Linked DNA regions of Homo sapiens: region 2 is linked to region 1. Evidence: chromatin contacts called from ENCODE Hi-C or POLR2A ChIA-PET data. All regions are on one chromosome and are shown on one strand. Each heading gives the region's core, a stretch centred on a gene start or an enhancer-like site at or near the end of the contact. The rest is flanking DNA. Distances are from core to core; before and after follow the strand shown. Region 1 overlaps SYNPO2 (synaptopodin 2). Region 2 has its middle 24 kb from the start of SYNPO2.

Evidence for each region. A loop is a pair of places that touch in the nucleus more often than their neighbours do. ChIA-PET counts read pairs that join two places held with the same protein, here RNA polymerase II (POLR2A). Pooled maps may share reads with other maps.
Region 2: a pooled map shows a loop between it and region 1 (4-fold over the local background). The contact joins two enhancer-like sites. A Hi-C loop is called at or near these places in 1 of 37 single-sample maps with no recorded cell type and 9 of 50 pooled maps. POLR2A ChIA-PET finds 5 or more read pairs at or near these places in 1 of 52 experiments (Panc1).

The regions. Positions count from the first base shown.
Region 1 is chr4:118,966,195-118,970,189 of GRCh38, reverse strand. All of the region lies in intron 1 of SYNPO2 (synaptopodin 2), which reads right to left. The region is part of intron 2 of SYNPO2-AS1 (SYNPO2 antisense RNA 1); the gene reads left to right. Among named protein-coding and RNA genes, the nearest start is that of SYNPO2-AS1, 17 kb to the left of the region's middle. RefSeq lists an enhancer at 2,074-2,123. Within about 2 kb of position 2,074, at least 24 of the 41 ENCODE cell types and tissues checked have a DNase peak (open chromatin) inside an H3K27ac peak, as active enhancers do.
Region 2 is chr4:118,862,559-118,866,503 of GRCh38, reverse strand. It overlaps a transcript of SYNPO2 not described here. Among named protein-coding and RNA genes, the nearest start is that of SYNPO2, 24 kb to the left of the region's middle. RefSeq lists a silencer at 1,122-1,231. Within about 2 kb of position 1,308, at least 2 of the 41 ENCODE cell types and tissues checked have a DNase peak (open chromatin) inside an H3K27ac peak, as active enhancers do.

The DNA.
Region 1 (3,995 bases), core at 825-3,324:
GAAATCTGTTGATAATTTATAATTCAGGAATAAAACAGCTTTCAGATAAAGCTTTTGCTAGGTGGAAAGTGAGTACAAATTACAAGTACATTTCCAAGAAGGCTCATATATGTCGATTATTAATTTTTGCTATCATTATTAAACAGAAGTCCTAGACAATGAACAGAAATTTTACCTAATGCTGTTAATTAATAATAGAAAAATATAATTGAAACAATGAAAGTGCTCAATATTTTCCTTATGCTAATCATCTAATAGTTAAATGCAAACAATAGAACATTCCCATAATGAAATTCTATTACACTTCAGTCTACTTTTTAAAGAGGCCAGGTTCTCATCTCAAATCATTTTTGTTGGCATTTCTACTAATTTTTCATGTTTTAAACAATAACTGATATTTTACCAAAAAAAAAAAAAACCTTGTAATCAACTTCCAAAATAACAGCTATTTTCATATATTAGTGACCTTATAGAAAGAACGCCCAGAACTTAATAAAACCCCAGAAGACTTTAGAAAGTCCTGGTTCACAGGAACACAGTGCTTCTTTGGTTTCAGGCCATTGGCTACCTCATTGTTGGGATTTTCCAAGTCAGATAGTATTACACTTGGAATATGCCAGTGAACATTAATAATCATGACCATAAATGAAAAGTTGGCCTTCTCCAATGGGATATAAAAGACTGGCGCTCCACACCTCCTCAGAGCAGCAGAGGGCAGTGAAAGCACTGGTAATGGATAATATAAACCCAGTATTACCATCGGGAGAGAAACGTACTTTTTTACAAATACATTTTCCATTTTAAACGAACACCATGCATGTAAGAGTTTGGAAATATATTTTTAGTCTCTAATGCAGTTTTGGAGCCATATACAACTTTTACAAAGTGCAATGTAATTTCTATGTAGCATTTCTGGGACTTAGAGTTCAATTTAATATATCAGAAAAATGTTTTAGGGAGTAACACTACCTTGTAAACTTGGTCCAAAACTTAGCTGTACAGTGTAGGATATCATAAAACAGTGGTAACCCACCAGAGACAGAGTGTTGTGTTTATGTGAGTATACAATTTAGGAGCTGCAAGGGCCCCTTGAGGTTAACTAATGATTCGTGTCCCTCCTTTTAACTGACCTGGAAAGACTCCTGGACTTGCTCAACTACATAGAGGCTAAGACAGTGGTCTCCTCACTCCTCTCGTTCTGTGGATTTTCTCGTTCTGTTTTGTTTTCGTTTTTGTTTTGCCACGCTATATTTCATAATACTTAGCAGTTAGATTTATAATCTCTGACGTTTTAGTCAGGGTTCAAAGGCCAAGGAATTTCCACCTGGAAAATGCAGGAGGGCTCAAAAATCAGTCTGAGCTTGCTTCTGCAAAAATTTGTTTTTAACTTTGAAAAGAGAGGCCTCCACAAGGGAGTTATGCCATTCATTTGAAATTTTAAAAATTGCTCTACCCATTGCAAGTCAGTATATACTTAAAGTTCTTTAAAAAGAAAAAAGACCCATCACTCCTCCACCAGGGACTCCCAGAAGACACTGCTCTTTTAACCTCTGCAAACCCACACAAATCCAGTCCCCTTTCCTTCTTAGATTGCCCCATCACTGTATCATGGTCAGAAATTTTACTAAATGGCAAGGCAAATGCCTATGGGTGCTTTCTTAGCTGTGACCTTTCGAAGTCTGGGCTCTAATTTAGAAAATCTGTCACTCACTTTTCCTACTGAGTTGGGAGAGTGGACTGGAGCTCAGGAGTGGCTGAGAAAATGGTTAAATGGTTAATGGTGAAACAGTAACCTCTGGGAGAAAAGACATCTCTGTGGAGCCAGGACATTGCTGTAACAGTTACATTCAAACATTTCGTCTCCAGACTTTGTTGATTTGCCTGGAGCCCATGAGGTCTGATTGGCATTAGCAAGTGCAAGGGCCTCCAGTGACATTCTCCTGACCCTGCAGCAACTTCCTTCTTTCAAGAACACACACTAAGCCTCAGGCCAGGACCTCTTGCTTTCATTTTCACTAACTGGCTTCTCAGCCTGCTCTCTTTGTTCTACATCTTGTGGTTTTTCAGCAAGTCAAGGGCCAGGCTGAAATCCCAGAGCAAATTCTTCCAAGGCCAAACAAGGAAATGCTCAGCAAGTCTTTGGAAACCAATAACCAAGAGCACTAAGCTATGTTATTTGAAAGTTAATACATTGAATGTCACATATTTTTTCACCATAGTTAGACATTTTATAGAATAGCTGTATGTCTTCATTATATGACATTCTCTAATAAAGTTTAAAGTTGCATGGATAGGTCCATGTTTTAAGTTGACTTTTTTTTTTTTTTTTGGTATAAAGATTTTTCAAATCAAGAAGAATTAAAAAGCCAAATCAAGGAAAACACCTTCTGGAGAGAATCTGGTGTTACAAACTTTAGTTAAATGCTGTATATCTTATGATTTCTTAAGGAGATGACTCATACCAAAGGGAATCATCCAAGACATGCCAAAAGCATAGGGGAAAACATGGAACCTTTTTGTCCAGAAACTATCAGGGATTGTGCTATACCCGTTTCCCCAAGTGAGGCAAATGGTTCTCTGGAAATTACCATGAATGGGGCTTCCCCACTGCACTTTTAGTTGAGTTGGCCAAAGAAGCTGCAGAGCATCAGGCCAAGGACCAAGAGGAGCTGTGGTTTTTGTGTGATGAAATGTGCTACCATCCAGCAAGGATTAGGCTCTGAGCACAACCTGCTAGTTTGGAAACCTGAAGCCAGGATTTTCAGAACGCTGGCTCTTAAGCATAACCCAAACAACAAAGAGAAGTTGTTTGTTGGAAAACTCAGTCTCAGGGAATGTCAGAGCTAAAAGGTCAATTGTAGAGTTATCAGGTGGCTCGACGAAAATCATATTTACGTGGTTCCTCCGCAGACTTTTATTTCCTATAGGGAGACAGAGGTAGAGGAAAGAAAGAAGAGGGTGGGAGAGAAAAAAGAAAATGGGCAGTATAGAGTGGGAGCTAAAATGGGCTTGAAATTAACTCAGTAGCTGAGTTCAACCACTGAAACCTTTGTTTTCTGAAATATTAGAAGGGAATAATAGTACACTCCTGTGTTATAAGGTTGTTATAAGAATTCATAGAATTAATCTTTGTAAACTATTTAGTGCCTGTCTGGAACATATCCATTATGCTCAATAATGGTTAACTATTATTACTGTCATTTTAAGTAACTGGATAAAGAGGAAAAAGATGTACTTACTGTGAGGTACAGTTCCTTAAAAACTACCATGTTATTAACTAATCATTCAGAGCTTTGTAAGGAAGGACCTGCTGACCTGCTCTTCAAGTACATGAGTAGATTCAGATACTTTAAAAACTTCATCAATCTGTTCAACCTACATTAGTAAAATCTATACAATCTGGGACAAACTAGGCCACCATTTGTTCAGGTAATACCCAATACAGGAGGAACTAGGGGAGGGGGGTCTTTCACTTGCCAAGCCCTGTAAAACAGTAGCTTTGGGTTATATCATCCCAGAAGTATGTGTGTGTATATATATGTTATATATATGATACATAGCTATATAATTTAAATTTTTATAAATGCTTCATATGAACTAGCAGCAGCCCTGGGGTCCAATCCTAAATCCCACAGCAATTTAGGATCTTGACCAAACCTTCTGCCATACCCTAGCTTTCCTTCTTCAGGCAAGATTATATAGAAGAAGTCCTCCCTTGGGGTTTACAAGGGTAAGTGGGGGAGCTGTGCTCCAGGGTTTCTGGGAAAGACAAACCAACTCAAACAAGCCTATTCTATCTATCGTCTCTACCCAGAAGCTAAAATGGGGAGGCAGACTGCCTTTTCTTTCTCCCTAGAGAGCTCATACCTCAATTCTGCTTTAAAGGTATTGCTTGAGCATTGAGGTATAGGAGCCAGAGGGAGCGATGATGAATGCCTTCTCAAATAAACCACTTTTTCTATTTCCCGTTTCTTTCTATCCACTCAAATGAATGG
Region 2 (3,945 bases), core at 59-2,558, 100 kb after region 1:
GTGGTGCCAAGATTCCAAAGAAGGGCAAGAGACTGAGAATATGAGCTTTGCTTAGAGATAGAACTGTGCTGGGAGCAAAGAAATCGGCAAAGCCTTGACCATTTTCGTGGTGTTGGAGCAGTCGTTCTCAACCAAGGGTAGTTTTTCCTCCACAGCACATCTGACAATGTTTGGGGACATTTTTGATTGCCAGGTTAGTGTGGGGGTCGGGGAGTGGGAGGGCGTTCCTACTTGGATTTAATGAGTAGAGGCCAGGGATGCAGCTAAACATCCTACAATGCACACAATGGGCTCACACCACAAATAATGAATTATCTGGCCCAAAATGTCAATAATACTGCAATTGGAAAACTATGGGCTACAAAGACAAAACTGGAGACAAACATACACATGCATCAAGGGGTTTATAATTCTTATTCCTGACTTTGGCTCAGATGTTTTCTCAAACCATTTTGTTAGATTCTTACAGTCTCTGGTGTGAAATGTTTCTGTCCCTATTAAATTCTACACATGAAGTGTTGTGAATCAGCTTCACTCTCCTGGGTTCCAATCCCACACCAGCCACATTCATTCTCAGCAGAACACTTTATCATTTACCTTATGATTTGGTTACAATTATCCTACAAACACTCTTTCTACTTTCTTGTTTTCCACATAACTTCACCCATTGTTTTCCTTAATTATAAAAGAGCATCTCTTCTTTATTAAGGAAATGCCTTATCAGTTCTCTTTCCCCTATTCGAATAAAAATCACTTTTTTTAACCGTGCTTTTTCAGGTTATTCTTTCATCTCCCTCCTTCCTCCTGTTTCCAAAGTTTTGAAAGAGTAGTCAATAAGTACTGCATCTACTTGATTATACCCTAGCATCTGTTTCAGTGACTCTGTAAACACTCTCAGCCAAATCTCAACCATAAAACAAAGATCTTTCTTCAGTCATAACCCTTGACACTGTTTAAAACTTCCTGTGTCCTTCTCTGACACTTACCAACCTGATTCTGTCATCTTTTATTGTCCCTTCACCATCCTACCCACTAAATATGCTCCACAAGATTTTAATGCTTCTTGTTTCAATTATCAAACGTGTCTGTTTCAAATCCACCCTTCCATATTCGGCTTTATGGTGCTTCAGCACAAAAATCTCAAATCGCCTTTCTGCTTTGCCAGCTGCTCTATGTCATGTCTGTCAATAGATGGCACTAGACAGAGAGACTGCATTGCCAGAACAGAGAGAGGAGACTTGCTCCTACCTGCTTCCAGTTCCTACCGCAGTGAGTTCCAGTGGCAGCTGCTGATTCCAGTGCGTAGCTATTCCAACACTTGCAGAACCAGTCTCCTCCAGCCTCCTCCAAGACTCCAGCAATAGCTGTGGCAACCCCCTCCTAAGATGTCTGGCCTGGCCCCACAAATTCCCACCTTCAAATTTCCAAGTTTTATTAATTCCAACATATTCCTTTTGTTCCCTCAGACCTCTGGGGGCAAGGTTTGGGGGAGCTGCTTCTTTGAGTTTCTGCCTTTACGATGCCTTGATATTCATATTTGCTTTTCAATTATTTACTAATAGAGCCAGTAATAAATAGAAATATATATAATGTAGCTATCAGTATCTTACTTATTCAACAGGATATTATTGTAACTTGGCCTGCAAAAAACACGTTTCATCTATAAAGACACACATAGGCTGAAAATGAAGGGATAAAAAAAGATATTCCAAGCTAATGAAAGCCAGAAAAAGAGCAGGATTAGCTATATTTATATCAGACAAAACAGATTTCAAGACAGATACCATAAGAAGAGACAAAGAAGATCACTATATAATGATAAAGGGGTAAATTCAGCAGGAGGCTAAAACAATTGTAAATAAATACATACCCAACACTAGAGCACGCACCCGGATATATAAAGCAAATATTACTAGAGCTAACGAGACAGACAGATCGAAATACAACAATAGCTGGAGACTTCAACACCCTACTTTCAGCATCAGACAGATCTTTCAGACAGAAAATCAACAAAGAAACATCAGACTTAATCTGCACCATAGGCTAAATGGACCTAATAGATATTTACAGAACATTTCATCCAACGGCTGCAGAATACACATTCTTTTCCTCAGCACATGGATCATTCTCAAGGATAGACCATATGTTCGGTTATAAAACAAGTCTTTAAAAAATTTAAAATAGTATCAAGCATCTTCTCCGACCACAATGGAATAAAATCAATAATAAGAGGAATTTTAGAAACTGTACAAACACATGGAAATTAAACAATGCTCTCCTGAAAAATTGGTGGGCCAATAAAGAAACTAAGAAAGAAATTTAAACATTTCTTGAAACAAATAATAATGGAAGTACAACATTCCAAAATCTATGGAATACAGCAAAAGCAGTACTAAGAGGAAAGTTTATAGCTATAACTGCCCACATCAGAAAAGAAGAAAAACTTCAAATAAACAAGCTAGTGATGCGTCTTAAATAACTGGAAAAACAAGAGCAAACCAAACCCAAAATTAGTCGAAGAAAAGAAATAATAAAGATCAGAGCATAAATAAATAAAATTGGAATGAAGAAAACAGTACAAAAGATCAATGAAGCAAAGATGGGCACAGTGGCTCATGCCTGTAATCCCAGCATTTTGGGAGGCTGAAGCGGGTGGATTACCTCAGAAATTTGAGACCAGCCTGGTCAACATGGAAAAACCCCTTCTCTATTAAAAACGCAAAAATTAACCGGGTGTGATGGCTTGCGCCTGTAGTCCCAGCTACTGGGAAGACTGAGGCAGGAGAATTGCTTGAACCTGGGAGGTGGAGGTTGCAGTGAGCCAGGATCACGCCACTGCACTCCAGCATGGGTGATGGAGCAAGGCTCTATCTCAAAAAAAAAAGATAAATGAAACAAAAAGTTGATTTTTTGAAAAGTTAAGCAAAATTGACAAACATTAGCAGAGTAAGAAAAAAGAGAGAAGACCCAAATAAATAAAATCAGAGATGAAAAAGGAGACATTACCAAATGATACTGCAGAAATTCAAAGGATTATTAGTGACTACTATAAGCAACTATATGACAATAAATTGGAAAATCTAGAAAAAATGGATAATTTCCTAGACACATACAACCTACCAAGATTGAACCAAGAAGAAATCCAAACCCTGAACAGACCAATAACAAATAACAAGATTGAAGCCATAATAAAAAGTCCTCCAGCAAACAAAAGATCGGGGCCTGAAGCCTTCACTGCTGAAGTCTATCAAACATTTAAAGGACAAATACAAATCCTACTCAAACTATTCCGAAAAATAGAGGAGAAGGGAGTACTTCCACAATCAATCTATGAGGCCAGTATTGCCCTGATATCAAAACCAGACAAATACACATTTGAAAAAAGAAAAGAAAAAGTCCGGGTGCAGGGGCTCACGCCTATAATCCCAGCACTTTGGAAGGCTAAGGCAGGTGGGTCACGAGGTCAGGAGTTCCAGAGCAGCCTGGCCAAGATGGTGAAATCCCGTCTCTACAAAAAATACAAAAATTAGCCAGGTGAGGTGGCGGGAGCCTGTAATCCCAGCTACTCGGGAGGCTGAGGCAGGAGAATCGCTTGAACCCAGGATGCGGAGGTTGCAGTAAGCCGAGATCATGCCACTGCACTCTAGCCTGGGCGACAGAGCAAGATTCCATTTCAAAAAAGCAAAAGAAAAAAAAAAGAAAGAAAGAAAGAAAAGAAAACTACAAGCCAATATCACTGATGAAAATTGATGCAAAAATTCCCAACAAAATACTAGCAAACTGAATTCAAACACACATTAAAAAGATCATTCATCATGACCAAATGGGATTTATTGCAAGGATGCAAGGAATGGTTCAACATATGCAAATCAATCAATGCAGTATATCATATCAGCAGAATGAAGGATAAAAATAATATGATCATTTCAATTGATGCTGAAAAAG